Regions from separate parts of the Homo sapiens genome. Here region 2 is linked to region 1. The links are chromatin loops, found by intact Hi-C in ENCODE. Cell type or tissue: heart left ventricle. All regions are shown on one strand. Links, peaks and the distances in the headings refer to the core of each region. The heading gives the core; the rest is flanking DNA.

What was found. Hi-C counts contacts between places; a loop is a spot of excess contacts. Peaks named below come from ENCODE experiments on the same cell type or tissue, not always from the same donor. Only the 100,000 strongest peaks of a DNase experiment are listed, where the experiment ranks them.
Region 2: a loop joins it to region 1, with 1.8 times the contacts of the local background. A loop is called at or near these places in 1 of 110 quality-filtered maps.

The regions. Positions count from the first base shown.
Region 1 is chr4:108,980,349-108,988,435 of GRCh38, forward strand. The region is part of intron 6 of COL25A1 (collagen type XXV alpha 1 chain); the gene reads right to left. Among named protein-coding and RNA genes, the nearest start is that of ETNPPL, 220 kb to the left of the region's middle. In heart left ventricle, for the core only: no CTCF peak of the experiment used is centred there; a DNase peak (open chromatin) is centred at 4,213.
Region 2 is chr4:109,360,722-109,368,808 of GRCh38, forward strand. No RefSeq gene overlaps it. Among named protein-coding and RNA genes, the nearest start is that of COL25A1-DT, 62 kb to the left of the region's middle. In heart left ventricle, for the core only: no CTCF peak of the experiment used is centred there; no DNase peak of the experiment used is centred there.

The DNA of each region.
Region 1 (8,087 bases), core at 1,412-6,411:
TTGGACATGGGGGCCACTGACAGGTGTCAACATGTTTTAACAAGTCCTACTTATTTCAAGGTTCACAATTTAGTGTATTTGCAGACAAGCTTTGGCCTAAGCTGGTTCAACGTAGATGAACACAGCAGTTCCACAGCCAAGTGAATCAAATAGAGTTTAAATCTGGTTTTAGTGTTATATTTCAAATCCACAGTGTTGGCAGCGTCGGCTGGCCTAATTGGAAATAGCTGAGGAGAGAGAAAACATTCTCTATCACCACCATTGAGCAGAAGCAGCACAGAGGTAGTCATAACTGCCTCCCCTCAGAAGCCACAATTCTTCCGTGTTAACTTCTGAATAGAGGAAACCTTTATCACATTTTCTTTCCTCTACTTTTTCAACTGTAAACTGAATATGGAATTACTCTATTTTAAACTCCACAAGTTTCCTACTCTTTTAAAGATAAAGAAGATAGTCTGCTGTACAAGCCGTCCTCTAGGAGCACAGCACAACCTCAATGGTCACCGCACGTCTGATGTGGATCTTCTTTCTGATGTGCTCAGGCACAAGCAAACATCGATGTTCACAATCTCACAGGGAGGAAGCGGAATATCCCGTTTTTCTCTTGTACAACTAGGATAGAAGCTTCAATTCTACTGCCTACTCCCTAAATTGCATGATGAACTTGACTCATAGTGCCAATGACACACATACTCAATCCCCACACTTACAAGGAAACTGAATTTGGTACCACAGTTTCTTAACAGGTCTCTAAAACTGCAGAAAACCACATTGCAAATAGTATTAACAATTGAAAATCTAGTGTTTTACTTGAAAAATAGGGATCCTAGGTATTTAGGTGAGGATACATCCACCCTACTTCTGAAAAAAAGTGTTTTATGTAGTACAGGTTTACCTCCAACTAGAATGTGAACATGTGTTCTTTCGAGTATTTACTTTCACCTTAAACTCATACATAGTTTTCTGTTTTACTGGCACACATTTTTTAGAGACATTTCTTCTTCAAACCACTAAGTTGTTTTATAGACTTTCAACTTTGCAAATAACGAACTACAAATGTGAAAATTTTAAAGTTAAAATAACTTTTTCTGAAAAAACTGATGTAAAATCATAGGAGTTCCCGTATGTAAGTATAGATAAATTGTGTGTGTGGATACTTGTGTTTAATATCTTTTTAAATGCTTCAGTAAAAAAGTTAAAAAAAAGTGAAAGTAGAATTTGAGAGTTACTTTAAAATGCAGTACATGAAATAACATATCTTGGCGGTTAAGAGCTCAAGTTTTGGAGTCAAACCGATGCAGATTGAAATCCTGGCTACAATCACCTGTGTGATCTTTAAATGGTTAATTAATCTCCTTGTTCCGCAATTTCTTAATCTTAAAATGGGGAAAATAATGCCCACTGTTTGGCTAAAATAAAATATTATACATGAAGCAATTTATAAAATGCCTGCCCTACCAATAATATAATAGTAATTATCAAGTACACACTTAATATTTTAATTATCATAAACATAAAATAAAATTTATTTTTCAGATACTTGACTTGAGGATAAAGAAATACAATCAACTTCCTGGCTAGGCACGGTGGCTCATGCAGCACTTTAGGAGGCTGAGGCAGGCAGATCACAAGGTCAGGAGTTCGAGACCAGCCTGACCAACATGGTGAAACCTCGTCTCTACTAAAAATACAAAAATTAGCCAGGCGTGGTGGCATGCGCCTGTAATCCCAGCTACTCAGGAGGCTGAGGCAGGAGAATCGCTTGAACCGAAGAGGCGGAGCTTGCAGTGAGCTGAGATCGTGCCACTGCACTCCAGCCTGGGCAACAGAGTGAGACTCTGTCTCAAAAAACACACACACACAAACAAAACAAAAAAGAAATACAATTGATTTCCTAAACCAAAAGAAAATGCCTTGGGAAATGTCCTGGGGGGACGGTGGAAATATTTCGAGAATAGGAAGGTCTAATATAGTCTACCTCTATCGTTAAGGAACTATTACCAAACAAAACAAATAAACTTGGTCGTAGTTTTAACCACATTACTTTTATGATTAAAATAGACTAAACGTCAGGCCCTAGAACCACCTAGTCACCCGTAGCATAGAGTAGGTGCCCAACCAGTTCTTGCTGAATTGAAAGGCCCAGAAAGAAAAGAATGCAATAAAACTCTGTGTTCAAAACAGCAACATATAAAGCATTATAGAAGAACCAGATTCAATGTTGCTGCAGAAGAACCGTGTTTATTATAGTGTCAAACTCTGCTAAGCCAGGGAAGGGAATTATAGCTATAAACAGATTTATAGCTTCAGACTTTACACCTTTCAGTGTGTACTGAAGATTAAAAGAGACCAAGCAGAGGGGGTGGGTATAAACAGAAACTTTTAAAATATCAAAACCAGCCTCACTTACTAGAAAACAAATTTTTATGGCTATTATTTTCTGGGCATTTTCCACAGTAAGATCATAACTATAAGGTTTTTTGTGATGTCCATCTGAGCCCTGAACAAGGGACTATATGTGCCCATGATCAGTCTTAAATCAAAAGCAGCTGCCATAAGGAAGCAATTAGTGGGTCTAGCACTAAAGAACATTTAGAAAAACCAAACATTAAAAAAGGACTCTCAAAAGTAAGACTGATGTAGCTCAATGGAGTTAAAGGCTTATAAAACAGCAGGAATCAGGGACGCTCTCTCTGGTTTTCTTTTCTAACACAATACAAATTAAATACAGTCAAATTACCGCTCCTGCCAATCAAAACGAAGGGAACCCTTCTACCTAGCATCATTCCTTGCCTCACATGTTTTAAGAAATTGCTAAAACTTCTTTGTTTAACTTTGATTTTTTTTTAACTTATTTTTAAGAGGTCAAATAAAATGAACTCCATGGTGAAAGACTTGGAATCCTAAACATTCCTTTTGTCGAAAGAAAGTATCAACTTGCTCTTTTAATGCCCTAGTAGCCCTGTGATTTTACAGCTAATGGTGCAATCTACCCTAAAATGCTCTTACTGTCCTCAACACGATTCAAATGTATTCAGAGATACGTTCATGTTTATACCTTGGGTTTAATCTATAATTATCGATTTCAGCATGTTTCCTAATATATTGTCCCAACATAATTTTACCCGGGCTACTTAAGAAACATTGTTTGCCGGTCAGTTGGATTCTTTGCTTCATTTGCAGTAGTATTGTGTCCAGAATTGGTGGGTTCTTGGTCTCACTGACTTCAAGAATGAAGCCGCGGACCCTCGCAGTGAGTGTTACAGCTCTTAAGGTGGCGCATCTGGAGTTTGTTCGGATGTGTTTGGAGTTTCTTCCTTCTGGTGGGTTCATGGTCTCGCTGGCTCAGGAGTGAAGCTGCGGACCTTCGCAGTGAGTGTTACAGCTCTTAAGGCGGTGCGTCTGGAGTTGCTCGTTCCTCCCTGTGGGTTCGTGGTCTCGCTGGCTTCAGGAGTGAAGCTGCAGACCTTCGCAGTGAGTGTTGCAGCTCATAATGGCAGTGTGGACCCGAAGAGTGAGCAGCAGCAGGATTTATTGCAAAGAGCAAAAGAACAAAGCTTCCACAGTGTGGAAGGGGACCCAAGCGGGTTGCCACTGCTGACTCGGGCAGCCTGCTTTTATTCTCTTATCTGGCCCCACCCACATCCTGCTGATTGGTAGAGCGGAGTGGTCTGTTTTGACAGGGCGCTGATTGGTGCCTTTACAATCCCTGAGCTAGACACAAAGGTTCTCCAAGGCCGCACCAGATTAGCTAGATACAGACTGTCCACACAAAGGTTCTTCAAGTCCCCACCAGAGTAGCTAGATACAGAGTGTTGATTGGTGCATTCACAAACCCTGACCTAGACACAGGGTGCTGATTGGTGTGTTTACAAACCTTGAGGTAGATACAGAGTGCCAATTGGTGTATTTACAATCCTTGAGCTAGACACAAAGGTTCTCCACCTACCCACCAGACTCAGGAGCCCAGCTGGCTTCACCCAGTGGATCCCGCACAGGGGCTGCAGGTGGAGCTGCCTGCCAGTCCCCCACAGTGCGCCTGCACTCCTCAGCCCTTGGGTGGTTGATGGGACTGGGCGCCCTAGAGCGGGGGCGGCGCTCATTGGGGAGGCTCCCGCCGCACAGGAGACCATGAGGGGGGCGGGAGGGAGGCTCACGCATGGCGGGCTGCAGGTCCCGAGCCCTGCCCCGCGGGAAGGCAGCTAAGGCCCAGCGAGAAATTGAGCACAGCAGCTGCTGGCCCAGGTGCTAAGCCCCTCACTGCCCGCGGCAGGTGGGGCCAGCCGGCCGCTCCGAAGTGCGGGGTTCGCTGAGCCCACGCCCACCCGGAACTCCCGCTGGCCCGCAAGCACCGCGCGCAGCCCCTGTTCCTGCCCGCGCCTCTCCCTCCACACCTCCCCACAAGCTGAGGGAGCCGGCTCCGGCCTTGGCCAGCCCAGAAAGGGGCTCCCATAGTGCAGCGGCGGGCTGAAGGGCTCCTCAAGTGCCGCCAAAGTGGGAGCCCAGGCAGAGGAAGCGCCAAGAGCCAGCGACGGCTGTGAGGACTGCCAGCATGCTGTCACCTCTCAGTATGTAGAGCAATATAGGTTTTATGAAGGGCCCCTAAGCACAACACAGGATAAGGGTAAGATGTTCCTTGGAGTCTAAAGAGATACTCAGAAGGAATTAAAAAATGACTCTCAGATGAGGCTAGGAGAGTCTGACTCTCAGGGCTTGTCTACCATTCTCCTTCTTCCAATGTATATTGGATCTCCCTCCTTTTCAGTTGATGCCTAAGATCATCAAAGGCTTTTAATATGAGCTTCTACAACTACCACACTCCCAATCTTCAGAGTCTTCTGTACCTTCATCCTTCTCTCTGTGGAGTGAAGAACACTGTACCTACCCACTTCTGTGCTTCCTCCCAGCCTTGCCCCAGTTACTCTTTTTCTCACTTGTCTCTTCAATCATTCCCATTACCTTGGATTCTCCTCCATGCTCTTCGAACATGTTCTTTCACCCTCTCCTAAAGACAAGGGGAAGCAAAGCTGCCTTTGCCCATTACTCCCTCATTTTAATGTCTTGTCTTCTTCCTCACTGTCTCCCTAAGTAGATTGGGCATAGAAAGGAAGTTGAATTGCAGGACAGAAGGGGAGGTAGCAGAATAGACGTCATATTTTTACGGTCTGTTTTGGGAAAAATAAACATGAGTTGAAATACATACTGATCTTGGGGACATTTCTTTCCATTAGGAAGCAGAAAGCTAAACTATGGGAAGGAAAACTGCTGAGCCAGTCCTCAAGGCATAAGAGAGGAGTTATCTCTGGTGAAACTAAAACCAAATAAACTGGAGTTTTGGGAAGATGGGGTTGACAAAACCTGTAAACATTCAGATTGCCCAAGTTTGTGTCTAAACCTTTTTTGTTTTTTACTCTACTTCCCTCATTAGCTATGAAATATATACCCTTAAGGCTATAACTATTACCTGACTTATGTCCTAAATTCTTTTTCAAGCTGCAATCCTGCATTCTCAAGTGGTCACCAGATGTATAAGCCAACATATACTATCATCAGCTCAAATTCAACATTCTCAAACCAAATTTCTCAATTTCTGTTGCAAGCCATTCATGATTCTTGACTTTCCTATTTTTCCTATTTTTGTTAAACACAGTACTGCTCCTCCAAGCCTAAAAGCTGAGTATTATATTTGATTCACTTAACTTAATCTATTGCCAAGTCCTATAGATTTCATTTTCCACAAAATCCCTTGAATCTATGGCCATCTTTTCATGTTTGTTGCACCCTTATTCCTGGATAACTGGAATAATCTACAAGCCTCTGTTGGCCTTACCTCTTCTACTCCATCCTACATACTTTTGTCAGATTAATTTTTCTAAAGCACATTGCTGAGCATATCATTCCTCAGCTCAAAGAACTTCAGGGGCCCATTTTGTAATCTACAATGAAAAAGTTGCCATAGACAACAATCTTCAATAGATGTATTTGGTGAAAGGTTGCTGGGTATCAGGTCAACATACCTTGACCTCCTGATCAACCAAACTTTGTGTACTTCTTGATATAATGAACTAAGAATTGTACTATACATTTATTACAGGTTTTCCTAAAAATTGAGCCAAACCTACTCAATCTTCTGAATGTAACCTGTAGTTTAAATAAAACAGAGAACATAGGGGAACAAGTTAAATAATACCAAAAGGAAGTAATTAGACAAATCCAGAATGTGGGACACTCTAAATATATAATAAATGTCCTAGAAAAACTGATTTCATGAAACAATAAGGGGAAGGAAGACCACTATAGAATAAGAAAGACTGAAGAGTTTTAATAATTAAATGCCAAGTGCAGGCTTTGGGTCTTGGTTCTAACAAAACATCTGTAAAAAGACATTTTTGAGACAATTGGTGAAATTTAAATATGGACTGAGTGTTGATATTAAGAAATTACTGGTAATTTTATTAGGGTTGATGATAAAATGGTGGTTATGTTTTCCAAAGCCTCTATCAGTTAGAGATTCATATTTCAGTATTTGTAAATATAACAACATAATATCTAAGCTTTGCTTTAAAATATACCAGCAAAAACTAAACAAAACAAAATAAATGAGAGGAAAGGGATTCATAAAAGTAAGATTAGCAATTGATGTTTCTTGAGGCTGGGTGATAGGTCTAGGTCAATTTATGATACTATTTTCTCCTCCTTTTGAGAATCTTTGAACATTCCCATAGTAGTTATATAATTTAAAAATTTATTTTACAATGCTCTTCCCATTCATGCCAAATAAAGCATTAACTTCTACCTGTGTCCAAAGCCTTCTATAACCTGCTCCTAATTTTCCTTTTCTGCCTTATCTTCCCCAATTCTCCACAAGGAGCCTCTCCTCCAGCCTGTCTTCAATACCATCTATTCTCAAAATGACCCTCTGTCTTCTCACTCTCTCTATCTTTACTTACGTCCTTCTTTCTCCTGAATAAACATTATCAATTGTCATTTTGCTTGGAATAGTTACAGCATACCTTTCTTTTTTTTTCTTTTTCTTTTTTTTTTTGAGATGGAGTCTCGCTCTGTCGCCCAGGCTGGAGTGCAGTGGCATGATCTCTGCTCACTGCAACCTCCGCCTCCCGGGTTCAGGCAATTCTCTGCCTCAGCCTGCCGGGTAGCCGGGATTACAGATGCCCACCACCATGCCTGGCTAATTTTTTGTATTTTTAGTAGAGACGGGGTTTCACCATCTTGGCCAGGCTGATCTTGAACTCCTGACCTCGTGATCCACCCGCCTCTGCGTCCCAAAGTGCTGGGATTACACAGGTGAGCCACCGCGCCCGGCCGTGCATACCTTTCTTAAACGTCTTACCTGGAAGCCTGAGCTATGAAGCTACTTGGAAAAACAAAAACAAAAAAAAACCATAGACTTTTGAGTTTCTGGAAGAAAATTTTGTTTTTGCAGTACAGTCCCATCTCCACCTCCCCCATAAGCTCACAATCTCTATAGCAATCATTGATGACTCATCTCCATGATCTCGCTCCCCAAAGCATTACCAGACTATCCTTTGAATATGTCCTTTCCTTATTTCTGAACTCCTAAAACACTTGTGTCACTTTTATGAAACTTAGCTCACCCTGCTGGGAATAAGATTTGTTTCTTAATAACATACCAGGGCCCTTGAGGGTAGGAAAAGAGGTACATGGGGAAACATAACAAACACCGACTTTGGAGGCTTTAATATATACTACCACGTGACCTTTGGCAAATGACTTAACCTCTCTGAGCCTCAGTTTCCACATCTGTAACCTAGAGCAAAGAATAATTACCTCATATGCAAGTTGTAGAAAGTAATTAAAAGAATGCAGGTTTTTCTGTAAATATTACTTCCACTCCCTTTCTCTCAAATGTGTAGCTTTGTGCCTTATACATGGTAAATATCCAATAAATACATTAGCATATTTTCTGCAACAAAGGCCTTTAACAATACATCGGGACCAAAATTAGTATTTTCTGAATAGCCTGATAGCAATAAAAAAGACACAGATATCTGTGTATCCAACATGCTTCCAATGAGTGCTTATGAGGATAGAGTTCAACTAGAAAT
Region 2 (8,087 bases), core at 1,221-6,220, 380 kb after region 1:
CTAAAGGCACATGCAACCACGCCCAGATAATTTTTGTATTTTTAGTAGAGACGGGGTTTCACCGTGTTGGCCAGGATAGTCTCGATCTCTTGACCTCGTGATCTGCCCGCCTCAGCCTCCCAAAGTACTGGGATTTCAGGAGTGAGCCACCATGCCCGGAGGCTGGTTATTCTTTATTTTTCATATAGATCTATTGTATAACAGGGAACCGTCAGGAGATCAGAGAAAGCTGGAGGATGGAGAAATTGGGGGATATGTTCTGCATCCTTTCCTGTCCAACTCCCTCTTTCTCTCTGCCAGGCTCTGGTTTGACAATGACTGTGTTACTCTATGCAGGGCCAGAGTTCATGCTGGATGGGCCTCGTGGCATGGCTACAGTTCTCATCAGCTTTCAGTAAAGTCATTTCCTCTCCACTTGCCGCTTCAGCCCTCACAGTTCTAACAGCTTCCCACTGATGCTAGTCCTCAGGTAGTCACCATTTCTTTTTGGTTCTCATAACCATGCCCAGCCTTTGTGAATAGTCTCTCCATCAAACTCATTTCAATTGATCCCTTTAATTGTATTATCTGCTTCCTGCAAGGATACTGAGTGATACACGTACAAAAGATAAAATGGAGAATTGAAGAAATTTCTAAGTTACACAGATGTAAAAGAAAACATAAAATGACTTTTATCTGATATTTTTACATAATTAAAGTACTTCAATGCTTCATCCTTCTCCATGTGGACAGTGCAAGAATCAACTCCATTCAAAACAGTGTCTTCATTTTTCCCAGTTTTTTTATACAAGTTCTTTCAAAAATCTTTATTATAATATTAATTCTTTAACTATCCTCCAAAGATTATTCACCTCTTGGAGGTATTTTGAAAGATTTTTGTGTAATGTATAATGTCAAAGAGAACATTACAATTTTCATGTAATAAGTCCCTGGTTCACTCCCAGGTTTGGGCTCCCCCCAAATATATATGCTAAAATACATATGAAGTCATCTAGCTTTCTTTTTCCGAAAGCACAGCAAAAAGATGAGCATAAGTTCAGGGATACTGGAGTTGCTGAAGAAATCAAATGACAACTCTAGATTCTAAATGAAAAATAATTACTACAAGGGAAGACTGAAAACCATTAGACAATAGATGTAATATCAAATAAATGCAGCCATTATCCCACTCTAATAGATCTTTAATTTCCTAAAGGTCTCTGCAGTTTAGAAAATGTTTCCATACATGTAGAGGTTTGCTAATTGCCTCCCGTGTACAGTTCTCCTTTGCCTTGGGAACAGAAGTAGAACTCTGGGTTTTAGTTGAGCGTATAGCCACCGAACTAACAGACTACATTCCCCAGCCTCCTCTGCAGTTAGTTGTAGCCAGGTAGCTGAGTTCTGACAAATGAGATCTGAGTGAGGTGAGTGGAACATACAGCAAGTCTCCTTAAGAGAAGTGCTCTTCTTCCCTTTCCCTCCTTTTTGTTGGCTGCAAAGCAGACAGGATGCTTGGAGCTTAGACCAGATGCTCTGAACCACAAGCAGCATGCGGATGGCAGAGCAGCAACATAGAAGCAGCCTGGGTCACTGATGATGGTGGAGTTTTCTTACCAGCCCTAAGCAACCTACCTCCAGACTCTATTCATGGAAAAGAAAAATCAATTTCTATCATGTTTAAATCACTCTTAATTTGTATTTTTAAAATCATATAAAGCCAATTGTAATCCTAAGCTATATAATTTATATTATCTTACCTAATTGTAAGCTAAATGAAATTGTGTGAGGGTAGAAGTCATGTATTTCTTCACTGCTAAACCCTCACAGTGCCAGCACAAAGTAGGCACACACGAAATCATTTCTCTAATTAAGTGAATAAATGAATGATCCATAAAAACACCCCTTTGAAAAAGATCATTGATAGGATAATGTTCTCCAAATGCGAACAATAATAATAGAAAGACTTTTTAAAAAAGCAGCATAGTACTGTGGACAAATGTGTGGGCTCTGGAACCACTCTGCCTGGCTCCAATCCTTACTCTGATACTTACCAGCTGTGGGTTGGAAAACTTCACTTAACTTCTCCCTGTAATATGTAAATAGAGAAAATATCAATACCTACCTAATAGAGCTTTTATAAGAATTAACTGTGTTGATATATTTCTAAAACCTAAAATAAATACTGGCATTAGCAAGCATTCAACAAATATTAACTAGTAGTAAGTACATATACAGCTGATCCTCATTATTTGCACATTCTGTATTTGCAAATTCGCCTACTCACTAAAACATATTTGAACCCCAACAATCAATGCTTATGGGCTTCTGTGATCATTCATAGAGCAGTGAAAATTTTGAGTCGCCCAATGCACACATTCCCCACTGAGCTGAACAAGGTGACACTCTCCATTTTTCAGCTCTCATACTGTAAACAAGTGACCTTTCCTCAGTCAATTTAGTTTTTACATTTTTGTGCTTTTTGTTGGTGACTTCACTGTTTAAAATCGTCCCCAACTGCACTGCTGAAGTGCTGTCCAGTAAGCGCAAGAAGGCTGTCATGCACCTCACAGAGAAAATACCCATGAAAGGTAAGCTTTGTTCACTCATGCATTACAGCTCTGTTGGCCATGTGTTCAATGTTAGTAAATCCACAATATATATTAAATAAGGTATAGAAATACACATAAAACAGGCTATGTATTGATCAATTGACAAACATGTTATGATAAGAGACTCACAGAAATCTAACCCTGTATTTCCCCTAGGTTCAGTATTCACTAATCCAGAATTGGCAGTAACTTTATAGAACATAAGCTATTAAAAATAATGAGAACTGACTCTCTGTGTGTGTGTTTGTGTGTGTGTGTGTGTGTGTACATAAAACAATAAGTTCTTTCTTGGCCAAGTGCGGTGGCTCACACCTGTAATCCCAGCACTTCGGGAGGCCGAGGTGGGTGGATCACTTGAGGTCAGGAGTTCGAGACCAGCCTAGCCAACATGGCAAAACCCCCTCTCTACTAAAAATAGAAAAATTAGCCAGGTGTGGTGGCTCACGCCTGTAGTCCCAGCTACCTGGAAGGCTGAGGCAGGAGAATTGCTTGAACCCAGGAGGTGGAGGTTGCTGTGAGCCAAGATCATGCCACTGCACTCCAGCCTGGGCCACAGAGCAAGATTCCGTCTCAAAAAAATTAATTAATTAATTACAAAGTACTTTATTTCCTAGGACCAATTTATGGCTAGCTTCAATTTATATTTTTGTTACATGAATCTTTAAGAGGAGGACTTGGTGATCCTTTCCATGGGGAGAAAAATTTCTAGCTGGACTTGGAGGGCTAATAACACAAAGCTTGAAATTGCAAAAGCCAAAGTGAATTTTTAGTTAACAACAACAAAAAAAATCAACAGGTAGTTGATCCAGAGGATTAGCTGGTGGGCTGAAGTGACAACCAGGAGTTCCTGAATGTAAGTGTTTGTCTTATTTTAAACTTCTGACAAGTTACTCAACTAACATAAGACTACACGGGAAGTACGTTAACAATGCAAGTTGTCTATGTCTAGTCCTGTAGTGGATAGGAGTCAGGTTCTAGACTTGACAGTGTAGACTAGAGGCAGTGTGAGTTGGGGTGATCCCTGGAAAAGAGAAGGCAGACCAGAACTGTGAACTCATATTTCCTGTTATAGTTATATATTAAATAAAATTCTTAATAAAGTAGATGATGTATTCCTCAAAATTAAAAAGAGAATTTTGTTGTTCACCAGCATTGGCTTTGGAATCAGCAGACCTGGGTGTGAATATCAACTCTACTATTTCCTAATTTAGAGGTCCTGGGCAAGTCAGTCAACCTTGGTTTTCTTTTTTGTTGTTTGTTTGTTTGAGGCAGAGTCTGGCTGTGTCACCCAGGCTGGAATGCAGTGGTGTAATCTCGGCTCACTGCAACCTCCACCTCCTGGGTTCAAGCGATTCTCCTGCCTCAGCCTCCCAAGTAGCAGGGACTACAGGCACGCACTACCACGCCCAGCTAATTTTGGTATTTTTAGTAGAGACAGGGTTTCACCATGTCAGCCATGCTGGTCTTGAACTCGTGACCTCAAGTGATCCATCCACCTCAGCCTCCCAAAGTGCTGGGATTATAGGCATCAGTTGTTTTTTTATTGATTGGTTGTTTTATTGATAAAGTCAGGAACTAATACCTACCTCAAAATATTGTTTATATGTTTAAATGTTGCATGTGTATGACAAATACCATACTGCTAGGCATATAGTCAGTTTTCAGTAAGCAGCAATAAATATATAATCCCAGGTTTTGTCTTTCTCTTCAGTAGAAAAGAAATCCTTAGCTTATATGTATACCAAGATGTGATTATTTTAGCAAATATTTTAATATACTTTGAAAAGAACATAAGTATTTGGTGTGTTTCATCTCAATTACAATAATCATATTAATACTCAATCTCTGCACTTCTTTTTTTTTACTTTAAGTTCTGGGGTACATGTGCAGAACGTGCAGGTTTGTTACATGGATATACATGTACCATGGTGGTTTGCTGCACCCATCAACCTGTCACCTAGGTTTTAAGCCCCGCATATTTGTCCTAATGCTCTCCCTCCCCTTACCCCCCTCCTCCTGACAGACCCTGGTGTGTGATGTTCCCTTCCCTGTGTCCATGTGTTCTCATTGTTCAGCTCCCAATTATGAGTGAGAATATGTGGTGTTTGGTTTTCTGTTCCTGTGTTAGTTTGCTGAGAATGATGTATTCCAGCTTCGTCCATGTCCCTGCACTGGACATGAACTCATTCTTTTTTATGGCTGCATAGTATTCCATGGTGTATATGTGCCACATTTTCTTTATTCAGTCTATCACTGATGGACATTTGGGTTGGTTCCAAGTCTTTGCTATTGTAAATAGTACTGCAATACACATACTTGTCAATCTCTACACTTCTTAACATCAGAGAAATGTGTCAGGGAAAAGAAAACTTATTTTAAAGGTTTTTAATTATAGGAATTTGGAAATTAGCTCAAAACTTCTTCTTCTAGAGACCTTTCATTAAGGAAAGCATAATTTTGTCACTGAGCCCCAGGTTGATATTTAGAGATTAGACATCTAATCACAATGGATTGACACATTCATTCATTCATTCATCACTTGTTGAGAATACACTAAAGGCCAGATTCTGTCCAATGCCCTGGGAATTTAGCTGTGAGCAACATACGCATGGTCCCTGCCCTGTGGTCTTGGGAGGAGAGGAGGAAAATGAAAGCATAAAACAATTACACAAACAACTGTATAATTATAAAAAATGATACACCTCAAGAAGTGTTACATCAGGACACACGTGATCCAGCCTCAGCATTCTTTCAAAGAAATAATGAGTAATTATTTCAGGAACTAATGAGTAATTCCAGGAACTAATGAGTAACTCCAGGAACTAATAAGTAAGTCTAGAACTAATGAGTAATTCCAGTATAACAATGGGAAGAAAATATTTCTCCTTCAGTGACACTTCCAAAAATTCCCTCTCCTCTTGTACTTGCCTGACTCCTCAGAGCCACAAAACATCTCATCCCCTATCCTGAGGCCACAATGGTCTCTTAATTTCTATTTGTTTCCCATTTTCCACCTCCCTGGTTTCTTCCCCATTCCCATTCCACTCCGTTCCCCAACAATATCCCCAAATCCTCCTTGGACGTGTAAGAGTGGAATAAACAAAGCAGCACACTTTTTACAAGTTGCGAGAAAAAGGCCAGGGATATCCTCTGATATTAATTTTTATTACTGTGCAGAAGGAAAACTACAGGGTTTAATAGAAGCATTCAATAGGAAAGCCCAACCAGTCTGGTAAAAATAGAGAAAAATCCCTGGGAAAATAACATTTAAGTTGAGACTGGAAGAAGAAGCAGTTAGTGGAGAGAGGGAAGAAGAGGACATGAATGAGATAGAAAACAGCACGGCATTGGCGGAACAAAGAAAAGGTCAATGTTGTCAGGGCAGAGCAGGGAGAGAGAAGTTTCCCTCATTTGGTGAATGAGGCTGGATAGGCAGAGAGGGGCCAGATCATGCAGGGTTTTATCTTAAAAGCAATAGGAAACCACTGAAGAGTATTTATTTTGTATTTATGAATATAATTCATTATGAATATAATTCTTTATATTTTCAGGTCAAATTTTGTGAATGTTTTTGGTAACACTGGTTTTTTAAAGCCAAGAATATTACTCCGAACTTTTCTCATCCACTATCATAACATACTCACCAAGGCTTTTTATTTTGAAATGAGAGTGATCCATGTACCTTAGTTTCTAAAATTCACTTTTCTTTAAAATGAAAATCACATAGAAAAAATGAATATATCCTGCACCTATGCACAAATGCATTCCAGTTTGAATTGCTATAGACCATGTGTTGAAACACCCCAAATAAGGTTATTCCAGGAAATATAGCATAATTATAGCTCAAAACGTAGCTCTCCTTGATTATATTATGAAACCCAAAATGGACTTGTGACACAGGTTAGTTTTCAAACATTGAAATACACACATTTTTATCTTCCTCTATGCTTGTAACAAAGATTCCTTCTCTCTGTGTTCACACTGAATGACTGTGTTCAGCAGGGAAGAAACCAGTCTCTCATACCATTCTTTTCCCAAACACCTGGTTATTCAGTTTTAACAAGGTGACTGGTTTCCACCATAACTCTGCTATTTTTCCACTTGGCTGAGTCCCCCTGGACCTTAAAGTAAAAACCTATGTAACATTAGCGTTCCTACTTATACTATACGGGTTCCACCTACATCATGCCACTAATTTACAGGGGATACTGTGAATAATGCAAATAGGTATTCCTTCCTGTGCACTTTCATTTGAATCTCTCTGAGATGGACCAAAAGGCAATATTATTCAGATCTTTCATTTTCTACCTCAATTCATATTTCACTGATTTATAAGCACAGGTAGAACTCTTTCATCTGCTGCTGGCTCCTTTCCTAGTTTATTGTGTATTTGAAATAACCATAAAGCGAAAAGATTTGCCAAGTTACCTTATTTATAGGATTAGAATAATGGTTGCCATTTACCTTTCAGACCAAAGTTCTTTCAAATATAACTAGAAGGAGGTCATTCCACAGTTGCAGTTACCCTTCCAAATGCTATAGAAATTCAGGGGAAGAGTGGTCATGTCAAACCCCCAGGTTGCATACTTTATATGGTAAAGTATGCCGTAAGGGTGTACCTGGTGCTTACTGAAACCATTCTAGTTTGAGAGCAGATGGACCATAAACACCAGGTAAATAATACTGGCTTTAATAATTTTTAATTAAATGGAGAACTTAGAAGTTGACCACAAAGTTCTCCTTCCTACCTGGCTATGGAGGGAACAATATTGTATACATTGAGGTTTAAAAAGAAAAGTATCACTCTTAGACCCAGGTGAACCGACCCTTGTCCTAAGCCCCATGCTGTAGAGGGCCCCACTCTTCCCCATGTTGCAGTCTCCTGTGCCCACTCAGAGGCTACACCCCCCACCCTTCGGGACCATTTCTGAATTCTAGGACCCCAGAATTCCTTGCCCAAATAGTCCTCAACCTGCTTCCAGAGTTTCTAGACCTAAAGGTGATCAAGTGGCAGCTGTCAGCGAGGAAGTGTGGTTGGTGCCTGGGTATGTGAATTGGGGTGTCCACACATACACAGGAAGCCCCTCGCCATGTAAGATGCAGCCAGCCATGGAGGAGACAGGGCCTGGCTCTCCCCATGCCTCCATGCTCTGGTAGGAAACACCAGGTTAAGAGAAAGAACATCTCTTACTGAACAATTTGATCACTTGATTTATAACTTGGAAATATTTAGATATATGATCTGCGGGCCTCTATTTATATTCTTGCCCCAAATCTCACAATTGTAAAAAATGGGCTTTAAAAGAATATATTGAATTCGAGACATCAGTGACTAATAGTAATCTGGGAAACTTTATATTCTTTTCTAAACATAAATCACTAGAACTGTAATACGAAAGATGTGACGAGGAAGAAAGAGGGAGTGGGACTCCACTGTTTAGATCAAACAGTAGCTTCAATCTCTTAAGTTGTGCTCTTTGTTCATTAAGCATGAGGAGC